Linked DNA regions of Homo sapiens: region 2 is linked to region 1. The links are chromatin loops, found by intact Hi-C in ENCODE. Cell type or tissue: MCF 10A. All regions are shown on one strand. Region 1 overlaps PTPRM (protein tyrosine phosphatase receptor type M). Region 2 overlaps PTPRM (protein tyrosine phosphatase receptor type M).

Region 1 (8,000 bases):
ACAGTTTGTAGTCTAGGAGCAATAGGCCATACCACATAGCCTAGGTGTGCTGTAGGCTCTACCATCTCGATTTGTGTAAGTGCACTCTATCATGTTCGCATAATGAAAAAAAATCGCCTGACGATACATTTCTCAGAATGCATCCTTGTCATCAAGCAATGCATGACTTTATTACAGGTATATACACACATACAAATATACAGGGAGAGTGACCGGGATAGAGAGAAAGGAAGAGGCAGGGAGGAAATGGTTTTTACAAACAAATTTGCTGAAAAAAGAGTAAAGATGGTAAAGTTCAGGTCTTTGGCAAGAATGGTGCATGTTGGCCGGGCACAGAGGCTCACGCCGGTAATCCCAGCACTTTGGGAAGTCGAGGCAGGCAGATCACGAGGTCAGGAGTTTGAGACCAGCCTGGCCAATATGGTGAAACCCCGTCTCTGCTAAAAATACAAAAAAACTAGCCAGGCATGGTGGTGCACGCCTGTAGTTCCAGCTACTCGGGAGGCTGAGGCAGGAGAATCGCTTGAACCCAGGAGACAGAGGTTGCAGTGAGCTGAGACTGTGCTACTGCACTCCAGCCTGGGCAATAGAGGGAGACTCCTTCTCAAAAAAAAAAAAAATGGTGCACGTTACCAAGAATGTTTCACTGATACGCATAGTATCCTAGGATACACCATAATACAGTGAACAATTTACCCACTGTGGGATATGTCACTTATCATTTGTAAAGAATTTCTTTTTTTTTCTTTTTCTTGAGACAGACCCGTTCTGTCACCCAGGCTGGAGTGCAGTGGCACGATCTCAGTTCACTGCAACCTCTGCCTCCTGGGTTCAGGTGATTCTCCTGCTTCAGCCTCTCCAATAGCTGGGATTACAGGCACCTGCCACCAAGCCCAGCTAACTTATTTTTTATTTTTAGTAGAGACGGGGTTTCACCATGTTGGCCAGGCTGATCTCGAACTCCTGGCCTCAAGTGATCCGCCCGCCGCGGACTCCCAAAGTGCTGGGATTACAGGCATGAGCCACTGCGCCAGGCCATTTGTGAAGAATTTCTGAAGGAAGCTTTTGGTTTTCTGTTTCTCCTAGTGTTTTCAGCTCCTCAGCTCCTTTCTGTGGGAGCTATAGGATAATTAAAATAACTGAACTCAGTGCATCTTGATTTATTCCCTTAGGTAGGTGGTCTAGAAACAGATTTATACACATATATTTCTATCACTGTATCTCTAAGCTTGGCTGGGTGGAAAGTTATTTTTACTGAGTACACTATTTCGTTTTCAGGTTTTGTTGTTGTTAATTCAGAACCCAGTATAACTTATTACATTTCTATTAAAACCTTAGGTTTTAAAACTCGTTTTTCATAGAGGTCTAAAGAGGTGTTTCTCTCTCTCTTTTTTTTTTGCCTCTAGCATAACCACTTTAAAAATTTCATTTTTTAAAAGCTTCATTTGAAATGTCCTCACTTGATGATGAATGATCGATCAGCTTTCCAGGGAAATAACTGTATATTAGGGAAAATTCTTTATATCAGCTCTCAGAATATAAAAACAAGATAGCTAAATTCTAGATATCCTTGCAAACTGTTTTGTTTACATAGAGACCCAGTTCGTTCTTTCCCCATTTTAACTTTTCATTAAAAACATTAACAAAAATTGCATATGCCTTTATAAAATGTCAAAAAATAGATTTCAAAGGAAAAATTAAACATTTCTTCCTAACTTTCACTTAACTGACCACAAACTTATCCCATTTAGACAATAGTATGTTTCCCTCAGGATACTTCTTTATATACAAATAAACATACAGACACATATACGAAGGGATTTTTTTTTTTAAAACTTTTCCTACTTTATTCAAAGAATAATAAGCTGACACATTCCTCTGCAGCTTGTTCTGATCCTTTACCAATAATATAATGTTGACAACTCTTCAGGCCAATAAGGACACAGAGACCCAAATTTACACTTTCGACACCTGCTACGACAAAGAACATCCAATAAAGAGCCATGTGAATGGTCTTCATTTCTACAGAAGAGAGTCCTACAAGTCAGATTTCTAGCCAAAAGGTATATGTATTTTTAATCTTCCAGGGTTTTGATTTATTGAATATAAATACTAAGCAACTGCTCCAGACATGAAAATAGTATTTTTTAATTTATTAATGATCATGGTCAGTGGTTTATATAAAGTTATATAAAGTTATATAAAGTGGCCCTGTTACTTCAAAGAAAAGAAGACTGGCTAATGTGAAAGCAGCTTCCAGCCCAAAAGAAAAGAAGTCTCTTGGCATCCTCTGTTCTAAGCACAAGCAATCATCTTGACTTCCCCCACTCCCTCCTTTTGGTGGTGGTGGTGTTACTGTTGCTCTTGTTGTTACCGAACCTGTACTGAGTGCTAGCTATGTGCCAGCCACTCTGCTAAGCACTTTATGTCATTTGGTCCCTTCGGTAACCATTGAGAGAAGTATTGTCATTTTATAACCAGGAGGGTTTAAAAAAACTTCCCTAAGGTCACACAGAAAAGCAGATTGTAATCCAGTCAGTCAGATTCTGGAGCTGATGATTTAGTCTAACATATAATCAAGGTTTCATAGCACATCTCAGAGTCAGATAACCAAATATTGGTGGCATATGCTCTCTGGAGAAAATTAAAAAGAGAACAAAAAAAAGTGCATTAGAAGCTATTAGGGTCATCTTCAGCTTTGAATTATAAGTCTTAAAAAGTAAAATTAATCGATTCTCAAATTACATGAGCTATTCTCTTATTTAAAAATAAAAGTTAAAACTCACTATGCTTATGATGACAGTATGGAACCAAAACTAATTCTATTATTTCTTCTCAAGGAAACAAAAGAATTAGTGACAGAATGCAAGATAAGGAGATGAAAATAAAATCTATCATTTAAAAACTACCAACATTCATTGAAAAACATGAATTTTAAGTAAGACATTTAATATAATATAAACAATTAAATAAACCCCTGGATCTCTTCAGAAGCCCAGAGGATATTTTTATTCTTGTTGCTTCCTAATGCAATAAAATGATATAATAACACTCATGTGGCTTTACTTAAAAATGTTATTTAAGATCAAATTATTCAAAACAGATGACCAATTCTCTGAGCTTACACAACCCAAGAGAAGACAAACATTATCTATTAAGTGCCAAAATGGTCTGAAGGTCAGAAGCATATCTGTGATGACTCACAGAGGCACTCGATACTAAGTGCTCTTCATCTTCTGCCTCCACAGAGTGCCCTCCACAGGTCTGTCAAGAGATGCCACGTGAATCACTTCCAACATTCACTCCTGTATAAATGGCACTTTTATTGTTGCCGACAAGGAAATGGGAAGAAATGTACAAGAAGTAATACCACTGATTATCTTGGGTATTTTTATTCAAGGCTAATTTTTCTTTCATTTAACCAGTATTTTTGTAAATAACTCTTTCAAGTAATCGTTTTCAATCCGGGTAAAAAAAACAAACCAGGTACCCATAAACACACTGGGTAGAATAGCAAAATAATATGAATAATAACTGCACAATAATATAATTTTATAATAACATGAAGAGAAAATATTAGGTGGGAATAGTAGACCAATGGTAATCTAAGGCAGTGATATGAGGAAGTGGGAAGGATAAATGGGATATCTTGAGTTACAATCAAAGGATTGTTTGTCTGAATGGATACTGAGAGGCTGGGGAGCTGATGGTGTCCAAAATGATTCTTAGCCTAAAATATGTGAAAGAACGGTGGTTCTTTTACACCACTTACATGATTCCAGTTTATGCTGACAACTGAATTTTATCTGACAAAAAAGCAGAAACAGTAATTTGATACATCTATATCACCAATGACGGATAATCTGAGATATGCCTGGCACTCAATTAGTTGAATTAACTACCACAATGCACTATGAACAAAAAATAACAACAGAGGCATTTTAAATCCTTTTATGTATCTCATTGGCAGAAACACTTTTTCTTTAATTTTTTCTTCTTTATCATTTACACAATTATTCTAAAAAGAAACAGCAAACTTTAAAATGTACTGTGTATATGTATTGAGTAATCACTGCCCAGGCACTGTCGTAAGCACCACTGATTCAAAGTTGAGTATAATAACTCAAGCCCCATTCTTAAGTCAGGTGTGGCAGGAAGACAGTGATGTTGCAATGGTGTGAACACCTCCCTCGTTCAACATTCACTGAGGGCACACACAAAAGTGGCACTGAAGCTAGCTCAGGGAGGTGGGGTGCTAGTGACAGCTCTTTAGAGAAAGGGAACTCTGAGCTGAGTCCTCCAGGATGAGGCATTAAGACAGGCCACAGATGGAGAACAGGCTGGGGATTCAACATTTGTTCATTCCACAAACATTTGTGAGCCTGTTACAGTGAACAGACACTGACATTGGGCATGAAAAAGACATGTCCACGGCCCCTCAGAAGCTTCCAGTCTAACAGAGTAAGCAACTGTGTAATTAAGTAATTAAAACACGAAGTTGTAATTGCTATGTCAGACATATTCAAATGCCAAAGTGACAGAATGGCACCGCAGAAAACAATGGCTAACGCAAGTTTAGGATCATCATCAGGGTAAATTAAGAACTGAACTGGACTGTCACTGAGAAACTGTAGAGCACACACAAATGCAAATAGTGACCATCAATACCTTGGAGGGTAGAGGAAGATACTTTATTCACTGTCCAAACTTCATTCACTTCATTCATTGTCCAAACTTTAGAAGGATTAATCAGTGCTCCACAGCTGAAATCAAGATGTGATTTAACCACAGGAGGAACAGCATGTCCACAGTTATTGTTGGGAATCACATTATGGCTTTCTAGGAAAGCAACTGGGCTCTTGCGAAAGTAATAGCAGTTCACATTAAAATGCCTTGTCCTTTACAGCTTGGTGTTTTGCTTTTATAAAACTTCTTTCAAGAGCTGCATTGCTGCCTTAAGTGGCATTCCAGGGAGGCGAACTCCCACTTTGCACACAAACAGGTCAGATACGTCAAAACTAACCATTATTGTTGGAGTTTGAAAGCTACTTTATCCCCATGAGAGTTAACTGCCAGAGAGACGGTTCTTTTCTAAAGTGTTTTAGACAACATCTCTAAACCTTTTTATTAGGCAGAATTACTTCCATAGAGTCTACAGCCAGGCCCAGAGGAGAAAGCTGAACTAAAGGCAAAGAATATTTTTAAATCGTTGAGGAAAAAAAATCTTCAGTGATTTTATATTTCAAATAAAAAATATTCAGGTGATTTAATATTTAAAATTGTCTATCAGATTTTTTATTGATTGGTAGGCAGTGTAATGAAGAGAGGAGGGGATGGGGTACCATCAATTTAGAGTTAAGGTATCTTTCAGTTACACAGAAAATTAAGTACTAGAGAGTACATATACCAAAACAAAACCTCTGAGCAGCCAAAACAGATGTCGTCAAATCCATGCATTTATTCAGTTGACTCACAGCCTGTACTCAACCATATGCACAAAAATTATGTTATCTGGTATCTACACCTTCAGAAATTCACAGGAAAGAAAGACTGCTAAAGCAGACACCCAAGCAACAATGAGAAAACTGAGTTGCCAAAAGGGAAGACATAATAAAATATAAAATACAGTCATGCCAAGTTGCAGCACAGCAGCCAGGGGTAGTTAGGAGCATAAGTAAGCCACTACTCTTTAGCAAATCTGCAGAAAAACATTTATGTTTTTCAACATGGCCTTAACTTACCACAAACATGTTAATTTATGTTGAGTAAGGCAAAAAGGTGCCTGATAAAGCTTAGAGTGATATTCACCTAAAAGCAGTAAAATTTCCTGATACCATAGTGCAGCCAGTTGTCAGCCATCTTGAAAATTCAGCTCTCTAAACCGACTTCATCTCCTGAAGACAAAGTCCACCATGCCACTGTGCAATTTCAACTTCAGTTTTACTTTTCATTTCAGAACCATGAGCTTTCATAAGATTACAAAGATTAACTTGCATATGGCCCAATCTCTAGCCTAAGGGAAGACACTGGGGCTCTTAGCCTTGAGGATACTCCTGATGCATATGCCAGTTAGGAGCTACAGAAGAGCAACATCATGTGGTCAGACATCAAGTGAGCTGATATCCACGCCCCACAGAAAGCATCTAATAATTACTTGCATTAGAATATCCTCAGAAAAATCAGCACTCTTCAAAAAGCCATCAGTTAAATAATGGCCACTTACTGGCCACTTCAGGAAGAAAAGATCATTGCTTTCCTTGGGAAGCTTAAAAATCTAAAAAACTGATCGATGGCTGGCAAGATGGCCGAACAGGAACAACTCCGGTCTGCAGCTTCCAGCGAGATCAACACAGAAGGCGGGTGATTTCTGCATTTCCAACTGAGGTACCCAGCTCATCACATTGGGACTGGTTAGACAGTGGGTGCAGCCCATGGAGGGAGAGCAGAAGCAGGGTGGGGCATTGCCTCCCGGGAAGCGCAAGGGGTCAAGGAACTTCTCTCCCCTAGCCAAGGGAAGCCATGAGGCACTGTGCCATAAGGAATGGTGCACTCCAGCTCAGATATTACGCTTTTCCCACAGTCTTTGCAACCCACAGACTAGGAGATTCCCCCCGGTGCCTGTGCCACCAGGGCCCTGGGTTTCAAGCACAAAATTGGGCAGCTGTTTGGGCAGACACTGAGCTAGCTGCAGGAGTTTTGTTTCATACCCCAGTGGCACCTGGAAAGACAGTAAGACAGAACTGTTCACTCCCCTGGAAAGGGGGCTGAAGCCAGGAAGCCAAGTAGTCTAGCTCAGCAGATCCCACCTCCACGGAGCCCAGCAAGCTAAGATCCACTGGCTTCAAATTCTCACTGCCAGCACAGCAGTCTGAAGTCAACCTGGGATGCTCCAGCTTGCTGGGCGAGGGGTGTCTGCCATTACTGGACTTGAGTAGGCAGTTTTCCCCTCACAACATAAACAAAGACACTGGGAAGTTCGAACGGGGTGAAGCCCACCACAGCTCTGCAAAGCTGCTGTAGCCAGACTGCCTCTCTAGCTTCCTCCTCTCTGGGCAGGACATCTCTGAAAGAAAGGCAGCGGTCCCAGGCAGGGGCTTATAGGTAAAACTCCCATCTCCCTGGGACAGAGCACCTGGAGGAAGGGGTGGCTGTGGGCGCAGCTTCAGCAGACTTAAACGTTTCTGCCTGTCAGCTCTGAAGAGAGCAGTGGATCTCCCAGCACAGAGCTCAAGCTCTGCTAAGGGACAGACTACCTCTTCAAGTGGGTCCCTGACCCCTGTGCCTCATGATGGGGAGACACCTCCCAGCAGGGGTTGACAGACACCTCACATAGGAGAGCTCCAGCTGGTATCTGGTAGGTGCCCCTCTGGGATGAAGCTTCCAGAGGAAGGAAGAGGCAGCAATCTTTGCTGTTCTGCAGCCTCCACTGGTGACACCCAGGCAAACAGAGTCCAAAGTGGACCTCCAGTAAACTCCAGCAGACCTGCAGCAGAGGGGTCCGAATGTTAGAAGGAAAACTAACAAACAGAAAGGAATAGTATAAACATCAACAAAAAGGACATCCACACCAAAAACCCATACAAAGGCCAACCAACATCAAAGACCAAAGGTAGATAAACCAACGAAGATGGGGAGAAACCAGAGCAAAGAGGCTGAAATTGCAAAAACCAGAATGCCTTTTCTCCTCCAAAGGATCACAACTCCTCACCAGTGGGGAACAAAACTTCGACAGACAATGAGTTTGACAAATTGACAGTAGGCTTCAGAAGGTGGGTAATAACGAACTCCTCCGAGCTAAAGGAGCATGTCCTAATGCAAGTCAAGGAAGCTAAGTACTTTGAAAAAAGGTTAGATGAATTGATAACTAGAATAACCAGTTTAGAGAAGAACATAAATGACCTGATGGAGCTGAAAAACACAGCACGAGAACTTCGTGAAGCATACACAAGTATCAATAGCCAAATCAATCAAGCGGAAGAGAGGATATCAGGCATTGAAGA
Region 2 (8,000 bases), 51 kb before region 1:
ATGTGTGTAAGAGAGAGAGAGAGAGAGAAAGAGACTCTTTAGATTTTTCTCAAGAGGAAGACTTAGGAGAAGAGTGCTATATTTTGTAATTTAATAAACTGCCATATAAGTAATTTGACAATCAGATCTTCCAAGCAAGATGACTAAGCATAAGCAAAGGAAAAAAAAAAGAAATTCACAAAAGGTGTTTAAACAAAAATAATTAGCTTTTATAGATTACTAAGTAATCTGGCTACTTATTAACAAAGAAGGAAACTCTTACACTAGGACCTGAGTCTGTTTCTCTGGGTTCCTCCTCCAGGGGGAGTGTATTCTTCCCGCTGGACTCTCATCAACTGATGAAAATGAGTTACTGTACCTGTAACCAGAGCCTGTCTCCTGCCACGGTCCTGCCGATGGCACTGCACTGGAAGGTAGCAAACTGGCCAGCATTAACTTCCACATTCTGAATCCGCAGGAAGTGAGGAGTCCTGGCTACATAAAGAAAAAGAATGAAAGATATTAAAAGTGGAGATTTGTAACTAATATATGTCTTCTTCAATCTATCTGAAATTTTTGGCCTTTCAATTTTGTTCACCTTGGGAAAAAAATAATGCTTTTGCTTATATAAGCTTTAAAGATTTAACTATAATTTTTAAAAAATCATAAAAGGTTTTAGTATGTTGTGTAAAAGAATAACAAAAAGCCAAGCATTCTGGAATAGAATGAAACAGAAAGGAGATATTTTATTGTTCCTGCTGTGCAAATTATCATAGCTCGGCAGTCTTCTTGTAATAACAGATCTGTATTAATAAAGATTATACTGAAACCTAATTGATGTTTTGAACAAAAACATATTAGATATTTATACCAGCAACATGAAAAGAACAGTAAGAAGTTAAATGATGTTGTCAAGGAAGCTTTTCAAGCCAAGTACACAGCTGTACATAATATATATTTTAATACAACTAACTGGTATGCAGCATTACTTATGTAATATTTTTCAGCTACCAAAAATACTACTCCTTTAGACACACTCTGTGAAATGATGCTGAGACTGCCATAGCATGGCAATGTTTGCTGATTCTTATTTCTAATTCAAGAACAAAGAAGGATTCCAAATGGTGAACACCATTGTCTCGTAATGTACATTGTCCATATGGGACAGCTGTTTAAATAAAGGATTATTCTATTTGGTATGAGAAGCACAGGCCAATTTCTGCATCACACTGAAAACAGGTGTCCAGGAACCAGGACGGTAAGTCAGGACTTAAATTTTATGAAAATTCTACTTTTAGGAAAACATTTCCTTATTATAACAATGATAGAGTGAAAGAGTAACAAAGCGGGAAGGGTGGGCACAGCAGAGTGCTTCCCACAGAAGAGGTGGGAAGCAAAGGGGATGATCATACTTTCTGGGAGAGACAGATAAATCTGGATAATAACCAGAATGCATCTGTCACGCCTTGCCAGCTTTTCCCCACTGCAAATGTGTCTTTAGCCATGTCTAGGCAGCTTCAAAAAAGGGTGCCCCACTACTGGGTAGCAAAAGATTACAAACTAGTGCTCATATTAGCCTGGGCAGAACGTAATTAGGAATGGAAGTTGAGTTACTACTTCAGAACAAAGAACAAAGAAAAACTTAATTTAATGTCAAAAACACACAGGAAAGCCCCATTATTAATTTGGAGGCCACTAATAATTCAGACAAAGTATTCATGATGCTCAGCATGCAAAATGTTCTAAATAACTTCCAACAAAGCAATATAACCATGGACCATTGTTTCTTAATACTAATATATTAACATACAACTCTATGATCTCTGCTTTTCACTGACTTAATCAAATTACCCCTTGCTCAAGAATAACATAATTATGTGTTTTTAAAAGATCTCTGTAAAAAGTCCCTAAATGAATTTCTCTTTTAGTCTTTGTTCCTGAAAAAGTCAAAGACCCATTGTTTTTAGAAAATGGAACAAGGTAACCTTTATTGGGTACTTATGTGCCAGAAACTTTTCCATTGAGTACTCACAAATGTTCTGTGAGGGAGATATTTTCTCCATTTCCAAGATGGGGAACACTTATGGGTACTTGGCTAGTAAGTGTAAGAAAAAGAACAAACTCCAGTATATCCAGTTCCAAACACCAGGCTCGGTTTACGAAGCCACAGTGCCTCTCCCCAGTCTTCCCACCATCTGTGCCTTTCCTTATCTCTTCATCCCACTTGCAGTGGCTCCCCTGGGTCTGCCTGCGGGAATTTTCAAGGCATTTCTCAAATGCTGTTCCTTCCATGAAGCTTCTGTAGATTCGCTCACCTTGTGGTTAGGCCTTCTCATATCACAACGGCCACAGCACTTGATGCAACAGAACTTGATGTTATTGCCTCACACACACCAGATACTCATTATCATCATTAAATTCATATTACTTACAATTATTAAAACCACACACCTATCCTTAAAGACTGTTCATTTTAGATTTCAATTTCTGTAGAATTCTACTCTCTCACTCTCATCTGATACTAATGAAATGTTACCATATAAAAAACTTTATAATCATTATAATTTTAGGTTTACCTACACCACAAGTCCCCAACATGAATAGAGTTCACTAAGAATTTTAAGATTTAACTCAATTAATAGGAATATATTAGAAGCCAAAAGCTGTTTCTTGTCAAGGAAATTTAAACAAATTTCTTCTAATAAATCTATTTTAGTACATGTGTCATTAACTGGAAACATTAAAAAAAATTCCCCAATGAAATAATTCTAAGCATACTCCCAAAGCTGTGCAAGCTGAAGCTGGATGACTTGATAAAACTTCAAAAGATTAATCACCACCACTGTGTGGGCCACTCAGAAAGCCCACTGGAATACCTGCCTCTTCCACATTCTGCTCCAGGGAGTAACCGTGGCTGTGACACTACTATCATCACTGAAGACGCTTCAAATCCAACACCCGGAAATCACAACTGGCTGCCTTCTGGACTCAGAATCTGAGTTTATAGTTTGCTCCAACCATTATTCTTTGGTTTCTTTTTGTTTCCTTGTTCTAATCTAAATTCGCTCTCTTTTATAGATCTCTTACCTTGCAATTTATAACACAAATGTCTCTGCGCAGCAATCAACCCACTTTCTTTTTTTGAAGGAACTTCTACATAGGGAAAATACGGGGACCCATTCAGATCCCCAGAGTTGGTATACAGATTATTTTAAAGTGAAAACATTTGAGCAAAAGAAGATGCAGAAAGAAATCTTATCTGAACTTCAAGTAGTTGACTAAAACAGAGCTTTCCCAGAAAAAATAGTTGCCATTAACTCCCCTGTAAGGGAGTTGTCTAATTCAGCTCCCAGGTAGACAAACTGCCTGTTGCCATTACCATCAAAAAGCCTGATAGAACTTTCTACATTTTCCCACTGAAGCCCTAAAACCACTCCCCAATCTTTTGTTAAATTTGGAATATAAACCTTTATCTCTGGTTATTTAGTGGGTTTTCCATTGCTGGGAACTCTGTCCTGTGAAAATAAACTTTGTCTTTTCTTCAATTAATCTGTCTCTTGTCAGTTAATCTGCAGGTCCCCAACCACTGGACCCAAATCAGAAAAGGAAAAGTTTTCCTTCCAATAATATCTCAGGACAATGCCTTGAAGCCTCATTCCACATGTTGACCAACCCCCGCCGCCTTCCATCTCCCTGTGGAGTGTTAAAGGCTGAAGTTATCTGGCACACTCAGAACAACAGGTTCTCTCCCTGGTGCTGGTCTCTCCAGTGGATTTCCCAGACACCTAATCCTGCTCTCCCCCAGCTACAGGTTACTACAGCAAGCTAGGTCTCTAACACAAGGTGTCTGGGTATGTAGCCATTTCTCAGGATAACTTGGGTTAAAGGGGTATTGCACTTGCGGCCACTATTCTAAATTTTACCCCGCTCAGTTAAGCTGGTCAGTTCTGAGCCTGTGCTGAAGGGTTGTTAAATATTTTCAGTAATGACTCCTGGTGTCTCGCAGCAGAATTATGCTACTAAAAGGCAGTGCTATTGGCACCCAGAAAGCAGAGGCTAGAGACACTGCTAAAATGTGCAGGATAGCCCCCACAACAAAAAATTAGCGGGTGCCAAAATCTCAATAGCACCAAGGTTAAGAAACCCTAATACATATCATACATAAACAAGTTTACGGAAACATCCCCCATTATTGAACACTGAGGTTTGTTTCCACTACATATAATGCTAAGATAAAAGTTTTCATAATTAAAACCTTTTTTTTATAAGTTAAACTATTAGAAATTACTAATTAAAAAATACATGCATTTTTGCCAGTTCTGAAATGGTGGCATAGAAGCAAGTTGGCTTCACTCACTCCCACAAAAAATAAATAAATATACAGCACAGAGATTATCACCAGCAATACCCAAGAACTCAAATATGAGGATGAGACTATTCCAGGAGCCAGAGACATGAAAAATTTCTGAGCAGAGGGAAGAAAACCAGACTTCAATATCTGTGAAACCCCAACCCCCAATCTGCCCAGCAGAAAGTAACCGGAAAATTTCCTCTGACTCATAATTTCTACATTGGAAAAAATGAGGTCAAAGTGGGTAAACAATTTCCCCACTATTGTGGATTGCCTGGCAGGAAATCTGTCCCTTCCCCAACCCAATGGAAACATCGAAAGTGCCTGAAGGGAGAAATATCCCTAAGGACAGAGAAAAAGGTACGGGGCAGCAGGACTGCCACCCCAGCATTAGAAACTTTCTCTGTAACTTGGCCAAAGGGATGCCAAATCAGAGTGGCTGTTAAGCAGCACCTCACTGTAGGAGAATTGTTCATCCTTTCTGCACAAACCCTTAGCCAGCCTTCCCACACTACTGGTATATCCCTTTTGGGACCTCTCAAATTCAGGGAAAGTAGCACTCTCATTGTTTACCATAACTGAGGCAAACTTTGGCTTAAGGTGTCATCTAGTGCCAAAAATTAGGCAGTAACCTAGCAGAGGAAAAAAAGGGAAATCAACAGGTAAATTACAAAGAAGCTCTAAGCAAAAATGTCCAATAAAAAACAAAACAAGCCAGACTGGGAAGACTGGAATAAATAACCAACCCTTCAATGCAAAGACATAGACATACATCCACAAGAAACAAAAACAAATGAGGAACCACAGCTTCTACAAATGGACAAAGCAAGGAACCAGTGACTGACTTGAACAAGATGGTGATATGTAAACTTTATAACCAAAAACTCAAAATAGCCATTTTAAGGAAATTCACTGATCTCTAAGAAGCCACAGAAAAGCAATTCAGAAACTTATCAGAGAAACAAACAAACAAAAAAAAACAGAAATCTTGAAACTAAGAAATACATTTGCTGAATTAAAAAATTCATTAGAGGCCGGGTGCGGTGGCTCACGCCTGTAATCCCAGCACTTTGAGAGGCCGAGGAGGGCAGATCATGAGGCCAGGAGTTAGAGACCATCCTGGCTAACACAGTGAAACCCTGTCTCTATTAAAAATACAAAAAATTAGATGGGCGTGGTGGCAGGCGCCTGTAGTCCCGGCTACTCAGGAGGCTGAGGCAGGAGAATGGCATGTACCCGGGAGGCAAAGCTTGCAGTGAGCCAAGGTTGCGCCACTGCACTCCAGCCTGGGCGACAGAGCAAGACTCTGTCTCAAAAAAAAAAAAAAAAATTCATTAGAGGCTCTTAACAACAGAATGGGTCAAGCAGAGGAAACAATCAGTGAATTTGAAGACAGCTATTTGAAAATTTACAGCCAGAGAGGCAAAAAGAAAAAAATGAAAAGGAAAAAGATTATCTACAAAATACTGAAAAATACCTCAAAATATCAAATTTAAGAATTATTGGTGCTCAAGAGGTAGTTGAGCAACAGCAAGGGGCAAAAAGCTTACCTATTACAGAAAACTTTCCAAAACATGAAAGAGATAAATATCCAGGGACAGAAAGTTCAGAGAACACCAAACAGATTCAACTCAAATAAGGCTACCCCAAAAGATATAATGATTAGACTCTCAAAGGTCAAAGACAAAGAGAGTATCCTAAAAGTAGCAAGAGAAAAGAAGCAAATAACATATAAAGGAATCAGGGTTCATATGGCAACAGAACTCAATGAAAACAGGAGTGTATAAGAAGACATTTTCAAAGTGTGGAAATTTTTTTTAAATTGCCATCCAAGAATACTGCAGCCACTAAAGCTATCCACAGAAAAATAAAGGTCAGATAAAGTCTTTCCCAGACAAACAAAAGTTGAGAAAATTCATCACTATTAGATCTATCTTACAAGAAAGGCTAAAGGGAATTCTTCAATCTGAAAGGAAAAAAACACTAATGTGCAACAAGAAAACATGTAAAAGTATATAAAACCCACGGATAATATTAATATACAGACAAATCCAGAATATTCTAACACTGCAGCTGTGGTGTGCAATCTATTCGTAAGTATTGTGAAGCCCAAAAGACAAATCTATCAAAAACAGTAATAGGTATGGTAACCTGTTAAGAGATAGGCCGTATAAAAACACGCAAACTGAAACAACATAAATTCAAAATGTGAGGGGGATGGAGTTAAAGCATAAAAGCATTTTTTTCATTTTTCTGTCCTTTTATTTGTCATCAAAGATAAGTTGTCATCTCTTTAAGATAACTTATATCTATAAGATATGTTTTATAAGCCTAATTGTAACAACAATGCAAAAACCTATAATAGATTCATTACATATGAAAAACAACAAATTAAAACACGTGACCAGAGAAAATCATTTAACTACAAAGTAGTAAGAAAGGAAGAAAGAGAAGAGCTACAAAACAACCAGAAATTAAGCAACAAAATGGCAGTAGTAAGTCTTTACTTAATAATGACATTGAATGTAAATGGAGCAAATTATCCAATTAAAAGGCATAGAGAGGCTGAACATATAAAAAACCAAGACACAATTAAATTCTTCCTACAAGAAATCCACCTCAACTATAAAGGCACTCACATAGGTAAGACAAAGTGAAGTGGGTAGAAAAAGATACTCCATCTAACTGGAAAACAAAAAAAGAGGAGGAGTATCTATGTTTATTTCAGATAAAATAGGGTGCAAATCAAAGACTGTAAAAACAAAAATGGTAATTATATAATGATAAAGGGATTGGTTAAGAGGATAAAACAATTATAAATATTATACACCCAACACCAGAGCTCCCAAGTATATAAAGCAAACATAGATCTAAAGAGAGAGATAAACTGTAATACAGTCATAGCAGGGAACATCAACAGACCAATCATTCAGACAGAAAGTCAACAAAGAAACATTAAAGTTAAACTACACGCTACACCAAATAGTCATAACTGACGTCTATAGAACATTTCACCCAAATGCTATGGAATACACTTTCTTTTCATTAGTACATACAAAATTATCCAGAACAGAACATATCTTAGGCCAGAAAACAGGTCTCAACAAATTTAAAAAAGTAGAAATAATATGAAGTATCTTTTCTGACCTCAATGGAATAAAACTAGAAATCAGTAACAAAAGGAACCTCAGTAAATACGCAAATACGTGGAAATTTAAAAACATGCTAGTGAACAACCAATCGAAGAAATTAAGAGGAAAATCCCATAGGTTTAGGTATGTTGTATTTCTGTTATGATTTGTTTCAATAATTTTTAAAATGACAATACTACTCAAAAATTACAAATTCAATGGAATCCCTATCAAAATATCAATGCCATTCTTAACAGAAATAGAAAATATAATGCTAAAATTTATATGGAACCAGAAAATATTCCAAATAGCCAAAGCAAGCCTGAGCAAAAAGAAAAAAGCTGGAGGCATCATATACTACCTGATTTCAAAATGTAGTATAAAGCTTTAGTAACCAAAACAGCATGGTACCAGCATAAAAACAGACACATAGATCAATGCAACAGAACAGAGAACCCAGTAATAAATCTACGCATTTGTAGCCAACTTGTCTTTGACAAAGGTGCTAAGAGTATACAACGAAGAAAGGACAGTCTCTT

Evidence for each region. Hi-C counts contacts between places; a loop is a spot of excess contacts. Peaks named below come from ENCODE experiments on the same cell type or tissue, not always from the same donor. Only the 100,000 strongest peaks of a DNase experiment are listed, where the experiment ranks them.
Region 2: a loop joins it to region 1, with 2.5 times the contacts of the local background. A loop is called at or near these places in 6 of 110 quality-filtered maps.

What each region holds. Positions count from the first base shown.
Region 1 is chr18:7,867,948-7,875,947 of GRCh38, reverse strand. The region is part of intron 2 of PTPRM (protein tyrosine phosphatase receptor type M); the gene reads right to left. Among named protein-coding and RNA genes, the nearest start is that of PTPRM, 300 kb to the right of the region's middle. In MCF 10A, a CTCF peak has its summit at 3,284 (motif pointing left); DNase peaks (open chromatin) are centred at 3,237, 4,157 and 4,837.
Region 2 is chr18:7,919,042-7,927,041 of GRCh38, reverse strand. It overlaps PTPRM (protein tyrosine phosphatase receptor type M), which reads right to left. Exons shown (of 33, transcript NM_001105244.2): 5 at 359-474. Among named protein-coding and RNA genes, the nearest start is that of PTPRM, 360 kb to the right of the region's middle. In MCF 10A, a CTCF peak has its summit at 315; DNase peaks (open chromatin) are centred at 321, 4,591 and 5,571.